Linked DNA regions of Mus musculus: region 1 is linked to region 2. Evidence: chromatin contacts called from ENCODE Hi-C or POLR2A ChIA-PET data. All regions are on one chromosome and are shown on one strand. Each heading gives the region's core, a stretch centred on a gene start or an enhancer-like site at or near the end of the contact. The rest is flanking DNA. Distances are from core to core; before and after follow the strand shown. Region 1 has its middle 34 kb from the start of Timm8a2. Region 2 holds the start of Clybl (citrate lyase beta like).

Region 1 (5,508 bases), core at 1,704-4,203, 110 kb after region 2:
CTCTTTGGTAGTCAGGCAGATGTAGAAGTAGAGTAGGGTCTCTAGAGCCTTGGTCCTCTTGGGATTAGGGTTGGGATTGGGGTTGGGATTGGGGTTGGGATGAACATACCAGAATTGGGCTTGATGTAAGTGGGTATTTCTGGATAGTAAATGAATACCTGGGGTCCCTTCCAATGGTATAAAGCAAGATTTTTCCTGCAGCCCAGTGGTGGCTGCCTGTACCAGTTCAGGCCTTGACCTTAACGGTCATGAAGGTTACATCTTCCAGCGTTAGAGGTTGAAGGGGGTTTCTCTCTTTTTGTCTGATTATAGGGGTCATCCTAAACTACACAGTGATAATTCCCATTTCCTTGACAGGAGGATGGACCATTTGCAGGACAGGCACAGTACTGAAGTGTCTTAAGCTACCTTCCTGGAAAAAAGAGCCACAACTTACCCTCTTTGACCCCTCTCTTCATCCATGACCCTAGGAAGGAGGGTCATAAGGGTACAAATCTCCAACTAGAAATAGCTTGGCCATCCACAGTCAGGTTGAAGAGGATCTTTCCACTTCCTGTCTTTCTCAGTTCCCAAGTCCAGATTTCCTATCTATGGAGGTTATAGGCCCATTTTCCAAGGAGAAAGAAAGAAATATGATACTGGAATTTAAGGGACCTGGGTCAACCTTGTTTTTAGGGATCAGAGTTCAGGGTGGCAGTACATCGGTCTGTCAGCCTCTGCTGTCTCATTTAGTTAGGACTGATGGATCCAAGGCAGGAGCAGCTGCCTTGACAGCATTGGGTGGTGATGACCGACTGGATAGTGTCCCTTCCAAAGAGGCTCTAGGGGCTGGGCAGGGGCTCTCAGTATCCACACTAAGTCTCCTGGTTGGAACCAGCGGGTGGGGTGGGGAGGCCATCTGCATTACTAGAGCAGGGTGAATTCTGCAAAGTTTTGTCTAAATTCCAACAGATCTGCACTCAGGGATTCTTCAGACAATGTAGGTGATGATTTTTTTTTTTTTTTTGAACACTTGTGACAACCAAGTCTATGTTAGTTGACGGGTATATCCACCTTCTGGGTTGGTCCATTCAAAAGCAAATATGTGTTAGCTAGCCAGGTCCAACAGGAGGCAGAAGAAAGCATCCTGTAGATCTAGGTCAGTTTAGACCTTCCTCCCTAAGGGCAGCAGTTGGGGGATGGCTTTGTGCACTGTGTATTCAGACGCTGATTACTGTGCCCAGAGATCTGGTTGCAGTCTGGTCGCCGGCACCATCAAGCATCTCCTGCGTCAACGTTGTATTAAAAACTGCTCCCCTTCACCTCTGATTGGTTAATAAAGACCCAATCAGCCAATAGCTGGGTAGGAGAGAATAAGGGGGGACCTCCAAGCCCATGCTGGGGTCCAGGAGGGAAGAGAGAGCGGCAATTCGTCATGAGGAATGGCCAGAAGAGAACGGATGGGGGGAGGAGCAGCCAGTGCCAGCAGGTGAAGCTACATGGCTGAGAAGTTGCTGGAAGGTTGGCCAGCCCAGCATGGTTGGATTAGAATAGATGAGAACCCTGTCCAGCTACAGTGCTAGAAGCTTTTTAATAAACACGCCAGGTCTCCGGGTCATTATTTCAGAGCAAGGCTAGGCATAGAAAAGCCCTGCACTTTCTCAGGCAGCAGGTGTAGGGAGACATAGGGCTTGCTACTGTGGGGTGGACGGTTTCCCCCCATTTGTTGACTTCCTTTACCTCCTGTGGGTTTCAGTGAAGGAAGTGAGGGAGTGTGTTCCATGAGAGTGGCTGTGAGGAAGGACTGCAGCCTCCCTTGATGATTTGATGTGTTTGGCAACTCCTTGCTTGGCCTCTAGTATTGTTTAACCCTTCACTCTTGCTGCAGAACTTAGTAGCTAAATTATGATGGGCAGCTGGTATGCTGCTAAGCATAGTGGGTTATATCCAAACAACAGGGTACCTTATTTTAAGTTCCTACAGGTAGCCTGAAGGTAGTCCATCTTTCCTTGTAGCCGAGTCCTCCTGTCAAGAGGTGTTCCTCGGGTAGAGATCAAGTGACCAGAGTGTTGGTAGGAGCTTGGCCTGAGTCCTGAGCCATCCTGGGCTCCCAGGGACCAAGGTGTATGGAACCCTGGCCTGGTCAGTTTTCGGTTAGCTAAAGAATGGGGCAGCTTTTGTTTGAATTTTCCTTTCTGTTAGGGCATCTATTCTTCCAGTGACCTTCTGCTTACAATAGGCACATTGGTCCGTTTTCTAAACATTTTCTTTCCCTTTCTCCTGGTCCATCCTCCTATTTCCTTTCCTGCCTGTTTCTCTCAGAGCAGTGATTGCCACGTGGGAATTTCTTTCCCTGTCTGTCTTGGGATGAACTTCAGCTGTAACTTTCTGAGCAACTTCCAAAAGCTGGAACAGATTCATTCCCTCGAATTCCTCTAACTTCTAGAGTTTTCTCCTCATGTCTGCGACCAGCTGCATGACAAAGGCAGTTATTACTGGCTCGCTGGTTTTTGAGAGAAGCTATATCAGTGAGGGTAAAAACCTGGCATTTCTCACGGAGCTTTGCAGACACCCAGTGGCGATTCTTCAGGTCCTTGAGTAACCTGACTTACTTGGGACAGACTGGTGGCTTTCTGGCGGCTGCTTTTAGTATCTAATAGTGTCTGGTGACAAGCACTTGAAGCCCCTTCAGTGATATTAGGGGTTCCAGTCAGCCTGGGTGGACTCTATCGAGGTTTTGCTGCCTGATAGAGACCCCCAGCCCAGGTCCTGAGTCAGTTTCCAGTCAGACCCTGTCTTACTTACTCCACAGTTGGCTGTGAACAAGGTGGTCTCAGAGTTGTTGACAGTCCGTCTAGCTCAGCTGGTGAGTGTTAAAAGGCAGTTTCCAGGAGACTGATAAGGGCCCGTGACTTTCCAGAGAAGGGAGGGTTTTGGGCCTTCCAATTATATAAGTCACTGATAGATAAGGTGACAAACCATGAACAGGGGTTGGGAAGTCTCCTCCCCATCCTATGTGCATGCCTGCCTTCCCACATTTGGAACCACTCCTTGAGTGTGGGGAGAAAGGGAGCCAGGTGTAGTGGAGTATGCCTCCTGGCTTCTCTCCTGTGGGGTCCAGGCTCTCCTGGCCTCCCAAGCACCTCCCAAAGTGAGGAGAACAATGGCTTCTCTTTGGTTCTGGCCTGAAAGGGTCAGAGCGGTTAACTGGGGGAAAGTTCACTGTATTTACAATTTATGACTGTCCCTACTTTCACTCTATTCCTTACCTCCAAGATTCTCTTACCTAGCCTCGGCTTTCTGTCCCAAAGTTCCCGGGTACCAAGACCAGCTTCGAGAACGCCTTAAAGAGACAGATGGACTACCGCTCTCGGTGGCAAGTAGCAAAGCTTTACTGATTTCTTCAGCTTATAAACATGGGGTATGACTTTGCAATTTTTGCTCAAAAAATAACATTTTTACTTAGTTGCACCTGGCAGACAATATTATCATATTTGGAGTCATTTTCTCATAACAAGAATGAACTTCAGAAGAAGAAACTGTATATCAGCAGACCCAAGGACATCCTCCTCTCTGGGTAAATATTAACTCTTGACTAGGAACAAGGAAAAACTCTGGCCCACAGAAAGTCATGTTAGGACATTCCTCCCTTTCAGGAGGGACGGCCCCTGAACTTTCCCCCAATTAACTGCTCTGACCCTTTCAGGCCAGAACCAAAGGGAAGCCATTGTTCTCCTCACCAAAGGTCTGGACATAACAAGGGGGATTTTACATCTCCTCGGTCAGAGAATGAGGAACTGGTGGTACTTTTGGTTTCTCCAAATGTTCTGACTGGGACCCTAACTTCCAGCGATGGGGGTGGATGAAGGATAAGGGTTAGCCAGTGAGTAGCAAAGGGGAACTGGTCGGGGTGACAAGAAGAGCTGGTCACATTCCATACAGCCTTAACCACCTGGGAGTCTAAGGATCGATTCTTCAGGCAGACATCCTATTTCAGACGAAGACCATATGGGTCTTCACAAAGGGTGCAGGAGTTTTCCTGGTGAAAAAAACAGACACCACGATCATCATCCTCTAAGATACGTACCTCTCACATACGTTTCAAAGGGGGCTTGGCAACTCAAAATCCCTCCCATCACACACGACAAACTAACTTAAAGTGACAGGGACAAGCTTACAAGCAGGCAATACCTGTGACACGGCAAATCATGGGCAGCCACCACACACTCATTCACCTAACCATCCCAGGGTCTCAGTGACATCTCAACTGGACCCTGTGGTTGAATCTGACCTCTCCTGTGTGTCCTAACTAGATGGTGCCTTCTACAGACAGGAGTGACCTCCAGAAGTGTGCAGACAAGATGACTTTCAAATTTGGGTTGGCATAGGCAGGTACCTATGGAGCACTTGGCAGAGGGCAGATTTTTCTAAGGCCCTGAAACATCTCAGAGTGTGTTAACCCCTAGGAGTCCTCTCCAGTCAGTACATTCTTCCTGACTCCTGGGGGGGGGCGTGTCCTGGGGCCCCTAAATATCAGAATCCAATCTCTGGAGATATCTCTGGGGCCTCCAACATGTTGTGGAGACTCCCACCATTAAAGACTATTTGATCACAGATTTGAGCCTATTGAAAGTCTTTAGTCAGCTGGTGTCTACAGATGGGTAATTGAGACCCAAGTAGTCCTGAGCCTTTCTCAGGGTACACATTTAAGCAAGAAGACACACAGTCTCTTCAAGCTTAGTGATTTTTGTTTCTGTTATAGCTAGACGCCTGCAACCATCACCGCACCACCCAGCTTGTGAGGATCCCTCTGCCCACTGGCAGGTCCCATTCTCCCCCAGCCAGGATCCATGCTACCACAAACTGGCTTTCGCTCTCTACAGATTGTTCTTCACCAGACATTTGGAACTGAGGGATTGGTCACATCTCTCAATGGCCTCTCCACGGCTCTGTGCTCTGATCATCTCCTAGTGGCACGCGTTTGTTACTGCTCGCTTGTCCCACCCTGTGCCACACTGTGAGTGCTCCCTCTAGTCAGGACCATTTCTTCCCCCTGAGCTAAACAAGGCCACTGGCCACCCACAACAGGCCACACCAGCCAAGTTTTAACTGCCGGAATATTGTCTTCTTTTTCTGTGCTTCTCACTGGCCATGAACACAGGTGAGGGAGAGGGGATGGACAACTTCAACCCATGTGTGACAGAGGTCAGTGTGTGAGTATGCTTTGTGTGTGTTGAAATGCTGACATAAACAACTTAAAGGCAAAAGGGAAGATTTTTCATTTACAGTTTCAAAGAGCTTGGTCTGTACAGACTCTTGTGGTAGAAGAGGGTTGCTTAACTTTACCTGAGACCGTATATAAGAGGAATAGGAAGTGGTTAGAGACAAGAAACTAGTCAAGAACCCTCCTCTAGAGACCTACTCCCCCCAGCTAAACTCCACCTCAGGAAGTTTCTAGAACCCCTCCCCCAACAGTGCCACTATCAAGATGCCATGCTCCCCTTGCCCGAGGACTAAGTTCCAAACTGT
Region 2 (5,208 bases), core at 1,487-3,986:
TGAATATACTAGATGGCAAATCACCATTTGGAAGGTAGCACAAAAGCCTGACCTCAATGACACACCACCTCCAAGAAGGCCACACCTCCTAATCTTCTCCAAACAGTTCCACTACCCGGGGACCAAACGTTCAACTATATCAGCCTCTGGGGGCCACTCTCATCCAAACCACCACAGCATCATCTAAGGGGATTTCAGGTTCAAACAAATCGAAAACAAGATACCACAGCCGCATACCGGTTAGAATTGTTGAATGTTCTTTAACCAGCAATGACAGACGATGAGTCAGCAGAGTAACACACTCGTTCACAGATAAGACGGTGCAGCTACTGTGACGTCTTCTCATAAAGCTAAGCACAGCCTTCTGAGACAATTCAACAGTCACATTCCTCAGTAATTATGTCTACACACAAACGCATGTGAAGACTTCTGCACAGTCAACAAAAACTGGACGCAGCTAAAATATCCTTCAACAGCGAACTGTCTAAACCAACTGTGGTATAGCTACACAATGGGATACTACTTGGCAATACAAAGAACTGAGCTATTAAGTCATGAGAGACATGAAGGAATTGTATATGCCTATTGTTAAAGAACCCAATCTAAAAAGACTATACACCGTATGGCTCAAATTCTTTGACACTCTAAATGAGATGGATCAGCAATAAAACTATATGTTACGTAGGCCTGACAACCTGACTTTCATCCCTGGAGCCCAGGGTGGAAGAAAATCAACTCCTGAAAATGATCCTCTGACCGCCACACATAAACTGCAGTATGTTCGTGCTAACATTCATACACACACACACACACACACTAAATAAAGTAAATGTAAAAACTAAATCGTCTGTTGGGTAGAGGGTACCTGGAAAGAATGCAGACCAAGAAAAGCACCAATTGTATACAAAAGGGCTTTGAAGAAAGAAAAGGGTGCTGACCTAAGCAACTCTAGGAATAAATGGAGCCCATGAGGCTGGAGGGAGTCTAAGCACTGTCTTCTAGTGGGTGGACATCTTCCCAATGGGTGTGGGCTAATAAATCATATGCTTGCTAGGACTGAACAATTAAGTGCCTGCGTGGTAGACAGCAGGAGCTTCCTTACAGTTGGGCCGGTGCTTTACTGACAAGCCTCAGGAAGAAGTTAGACTGCTCCCTGAGTGATGTGTTAGACCTGGAAGCGTCCTAAGGACTCATGTGTAGCTTGAGAAATAGCTACAGATGGTTCTATGTAGCAACTTTGATAGGTGTGTGTGTTCCCATCTATATTTCTTGGCTCTGTCAAGTGAGTTATGCTCCCTTCCTTGAAAGCGGAGTAATTCATATACATCCAGCATGGCCACAGAGAACTGCATGAATAACATGACAGTCTAGAGCTCAGGGCAAACGCTGGTGGGTCAGAAACAGGGATCAGGATTTCTGGTCTTGAATGGCCCCTGCGTGCTCAGCAATGGTTCAGACACTCTGAAAATAAGCAAGGAGCCTCCAGAAGTAGCCTACTGGTCCCAGACAGCACTTACATCCTCTGGTGGGTTTACTAGGACCACACTAGCACAATTGGCTCACTAAAGCCAAGTACCTGCCCTTGATAGAGATGATGCATGGTATGGGGGGCAGGGTGGTGGTGATAAAAAGGAGTTTACACTAAGCTCCAAGCCTATTAGAAGTGGTGACTGTGTGCGGTCAGGACTGGTCCTTTCACACTTCAGAAACGGAATCTCTGGGCTGGCCCAGGACCCCTCCCTTACCACCACTCAGGTTCCAGGAGTGATTTTCCTCCAGCCAGGGTGCAAGGCCACAGATGAGAAAATGAGGTGCCTAAGACCATATGGGTCCTGTCATGGGTCTGGGGTAAATCATGAAGCACAACACAAAAGATGTAAAAAACGCTAAACTGTGAACTCTGGCTCCATCGCTCCGTGGGACTTTGAGACAGTCTCTGATCCTGTTTCCTCACAATAGGCAAGACACCTTAAAGGAGAACTCAGGACACGTGCAGTTAACAGATAGGCAAGTGTCATGAGGGAGGGTCACTGTTTGTGACAATCTACAGTTCCTTTACCAACTAGTATTGCTATGTAGGCCAGGCTGGCCTCAAACTTGCTATGTAGATTAAGTGTAGCCTTTAACCTGCGTCCTCCTGCCTCCACTCCCCAAGTCATGGAATTCTTTTCAAATATCTACTCCAAAGCTGATGACGTAAGACTTAAAGTCTCTTGTTAAACCAAAGAAAACTTCAAAATATATGCTCTTTTCACCTAAAAAAAATTCAGTGTTTTTCATGAGCAGATTTTGGCAAAAGCTTTTTGGAACCCTCAGTCATTCTTGGTTGGGTAAGTGGGTCCAGAGAACAACATTTGGGAACCACTGTGCTTCACATAGGTGGGGTGAGCGTCTCAGCTACTCCAGAGCGCCCCTAAGTTAGCGCGGTACATGCCAGATGCTGACAGCCCTGCCAACCCAGTAACGTTTGTACCCATTGCCCGGGTCCACGCAAAGCCCTCCCACTGGGAGGCAGCAGCCGCAGCGACCTTGGCAGAGGTCAAGGACCGGAGGCACAGAGGTATCGGGCTAGAGTGCCCATGCAGGCTCCAGAGACCACTCTGGCTACCGCCTTCGCCGCGTGGCGGGGACAGAGAACCTGAACTCACAGCCTGGGCAGCGCCGCCGCTCCACGAACCGTGTTCCGCAGCACGCACAACGCCATCTTCCCGACTGGCCCGCCTACGCCCCGCCCTCGCCCCGCCTAGCTGGATTCGGCCACGCCCGCCCTACCAGGCTTAGCCCGGCCCCCCGCTTGCCACAGCCCAGGCCAGTCCAGCCAGACTCAGCCCCACCTTGCTTCTGCTGGCGAGGCCCCATGCAACGCTTCTCTTTCCAAAACCACGCCCGCCCTCGTTAGCCACTCCAATCCTCTGCGAGCCCTGCGCGGCTCTGCGCGGAGGCTTTGGTGACCCAATGCTCCGCCCGCTTCTGAAACGAGTTAGAGAAACTTGGGTTTTCTCTGGCAGAGAAGATTTAGGTTTCCGAGGGGCTTTTTTGCTGTTTTTATTATCAACGTGCCCCTAACACAGTCGGTGAGCCTGCGATGGTGCATAAGCTAAAAGTGGTCAAAGCAAATGGGCTCTACCTGAAAAGGTGCAGGCTTGGGACCCACACAGGCCCCTTCCCAATGCCTGCGGGTCTCCGGAAACTGAGAGAAGCTGCCATCGGTCGTCTTTCCTAATCCAGTGGTGCCCTACCTAGTGTCTGGTCCTTTCCACTCTCCACCCTCCACCATTCCTCTGTCTTCTACCTCTGCAGTTTTGATTTTGGTGGTCACTACGTTCCGTTTGTTCTGAATTGACACTCAAAGTCGTTGTCGGAAGCTGGATTAAAAAATAGACCCCAGACGGGCGTGGTGGCTCACGCCTTTAATCCCAGCACTTGGGAGGCAGGAGAATTTCTGCGTTCGAAGCCAGCCTGGTCTACAGAGTGAGTTCCAGGACAGCCAGGGCTACACAGAGAAACCCTGTCCCGAAAAACAAAAACAAAAGACCCCAGAAGTCCTTTGTAGCCAGAGTGGCAGCACAGATGCCGAATATCTGCAAGACTGAGTTATCGCTTAGTTTATGATACCAACAGGGCAGACTGTTCAAACCCTCTGTGAGGCCCCCTCACACCCACCCGGACCTCTCCTGCCTGCACCCAGTGAGGACCATCCCACTTTCCTGTCTCCACTGCGGGCCCCAGTCTGTTCCGCCAAAATGGAGCCTGAGACAAAGCAGTATCAGGAACACCCATTCCATCTCTAATTTACACATCTATATCTTGTACTAAGAGACTGAGCAGGCAAGCTTTGTCTGTCTCCAGATACTAGATCACACTCTTTGTCCTGTTACACTTCTCTATGGCCATCCATCCACCAGTAAAAACACAGGTCTGGGGGTTTGAGTTTTTAAAACTTTTGTTGTTGTTGTTGTTGTTGTTGTTGTTTGAGACAGGGTTTCTCTGTATAGCCCTGGCTGTCCTGGAACTCACTGTGTAGACCAGGCTGGCCTTGAACTCAGAAATCTGCCTGCCTCTGCCTCCCAAGTACTTGGATTAAAGGTGTGTGCCACCACCGCCCGGCCTTGAGTTTTTATTTATCAATAAAAGTCACGTAAGGCGTCAGTTACATGCACAAAAGAGTTATTGCAAGTTTTGCACCTGAGGGGGTCAGAGGGATTGAGGGGAGGTAGTGGGGGAAGACGGGTTGGGAGGGTGAAAGACTTCAGGGCAAAGTAGAGCAGGCATAAAACTTCAGGGATCTGAGAACCTCCTGGGCCCAGGTTTAAGTGGCCTAAATGCCTTTTTTAATAATATACTCGGGAGTAGAATTTAGGGCCTCAGCCAGGCAGGCAGGAGCTCTATCTACCACTGAGCTACACCCTGGCCCTAAGTGGCTGAAATCTTGGCATTGTTTCACAAATACATTTGTCCTAGATAGAAGTGAGTTATATTTTCACCACATGGCCTTGTAATTATCGTGAAAACTCAATTAACCTTCATTGTTTGTCTTATACTATCTAGCTTTGTATTGGTTCTACAGAACACCTCCTAGGATTCGCCCGCTGAAAATATCTGATCAACCTCACTGTTTGCTGTAACATTTAAATAACTTTCCAGTGGGAAAGGGCAGACCCATTAGGAAAATGAAGCCCTTTATTCTCTGGTTAGGAACCCCAAAGGCTCTTTATCACAATCCATTCTTTCCTTCCTTTTGCTGTCTGGCCGGATGTAGGGTTTTCTCACCAAAGTTGAGTCTCAAAGGCTGAGCGGGCCGGTGTCACTGGTTTCAAACTTCAGAATGGCGCACTTAGAAAGAAGCCTATTAGAAGTTCTGTGGAATGGTTTTTAAGCAGTGGCACAGATAGAACTTGGCTCTGAGATCATTGCTGCCTCCTGCTGCTAAGATACAAAACCCTCCCAGCCGCGCTCCCGGCCAGCGCTGCCTTTGATAAGGGTGATGGCTGCGTCTGGCTCCTTGGGGAGAAAGGAAGAGACGTCTCTCAGATTTAGGCCAAATGCAGAATATCTAATGGCCACATCGCGAGCCGGCCGGGCCTTAGCTCCCACTCTTTAAGTCGAGGAAGTTAGACTACATAACCTTTAAAATACCCTTCTGCTCCGGAAGGCCTGACGTCTGATTTTCTGACTGCATGATTTTCCAACCCACGCTGCAGCATCCCC

Evidence for each region. Hi-C counts contacts between places; a loop is a spot of excess contacts on that map. ChIA-PET counts read pairs that join two places held with the same protein, here RNA polymerase II (POLR2A).
Region 1: a map of CH12.LX shows a loop between it and region 2 (2.4-fold over the local background). The contact joins the enhancer-like site here to the promoter of Clybl in region 2. A Hi-C loop is called at or near these places in 1 of 37 maps with a recorded cell type or tissue (CH12.LX). POLR2A ChIA-PET finds 5 or more read pairs at or near these places in 2 of 5 experiments (Patski and embryonic stem cell).

Annotation. Positions count from the first base shown.
Region 1 is chr14:122,066,361-122,071,868 of GRCm38, reverse strand. No RefSeq gene overlaps it. Among named protein-coding and RNA genes, the nearest start is that of Timm8a2, 34 kb to the right of the region's middle. Within about 2 kb of position 2,953, at least 1 of the 3 ENCODE cell types and tissues checked has a DNase peak (open chromatin) inside an H3K27ac peak, as active enhancers do.
Region 2 is chr14:122,179,222-122,184,429 of GRCm38, reverse strand. It overlaps Clybl (citrate lyase beta like), which reads right to left and starts at 2,736. Exons shown (of 8, transcript NM_029556.3): 1 at 2,649-2,736. The coding sequence starts at 2,704.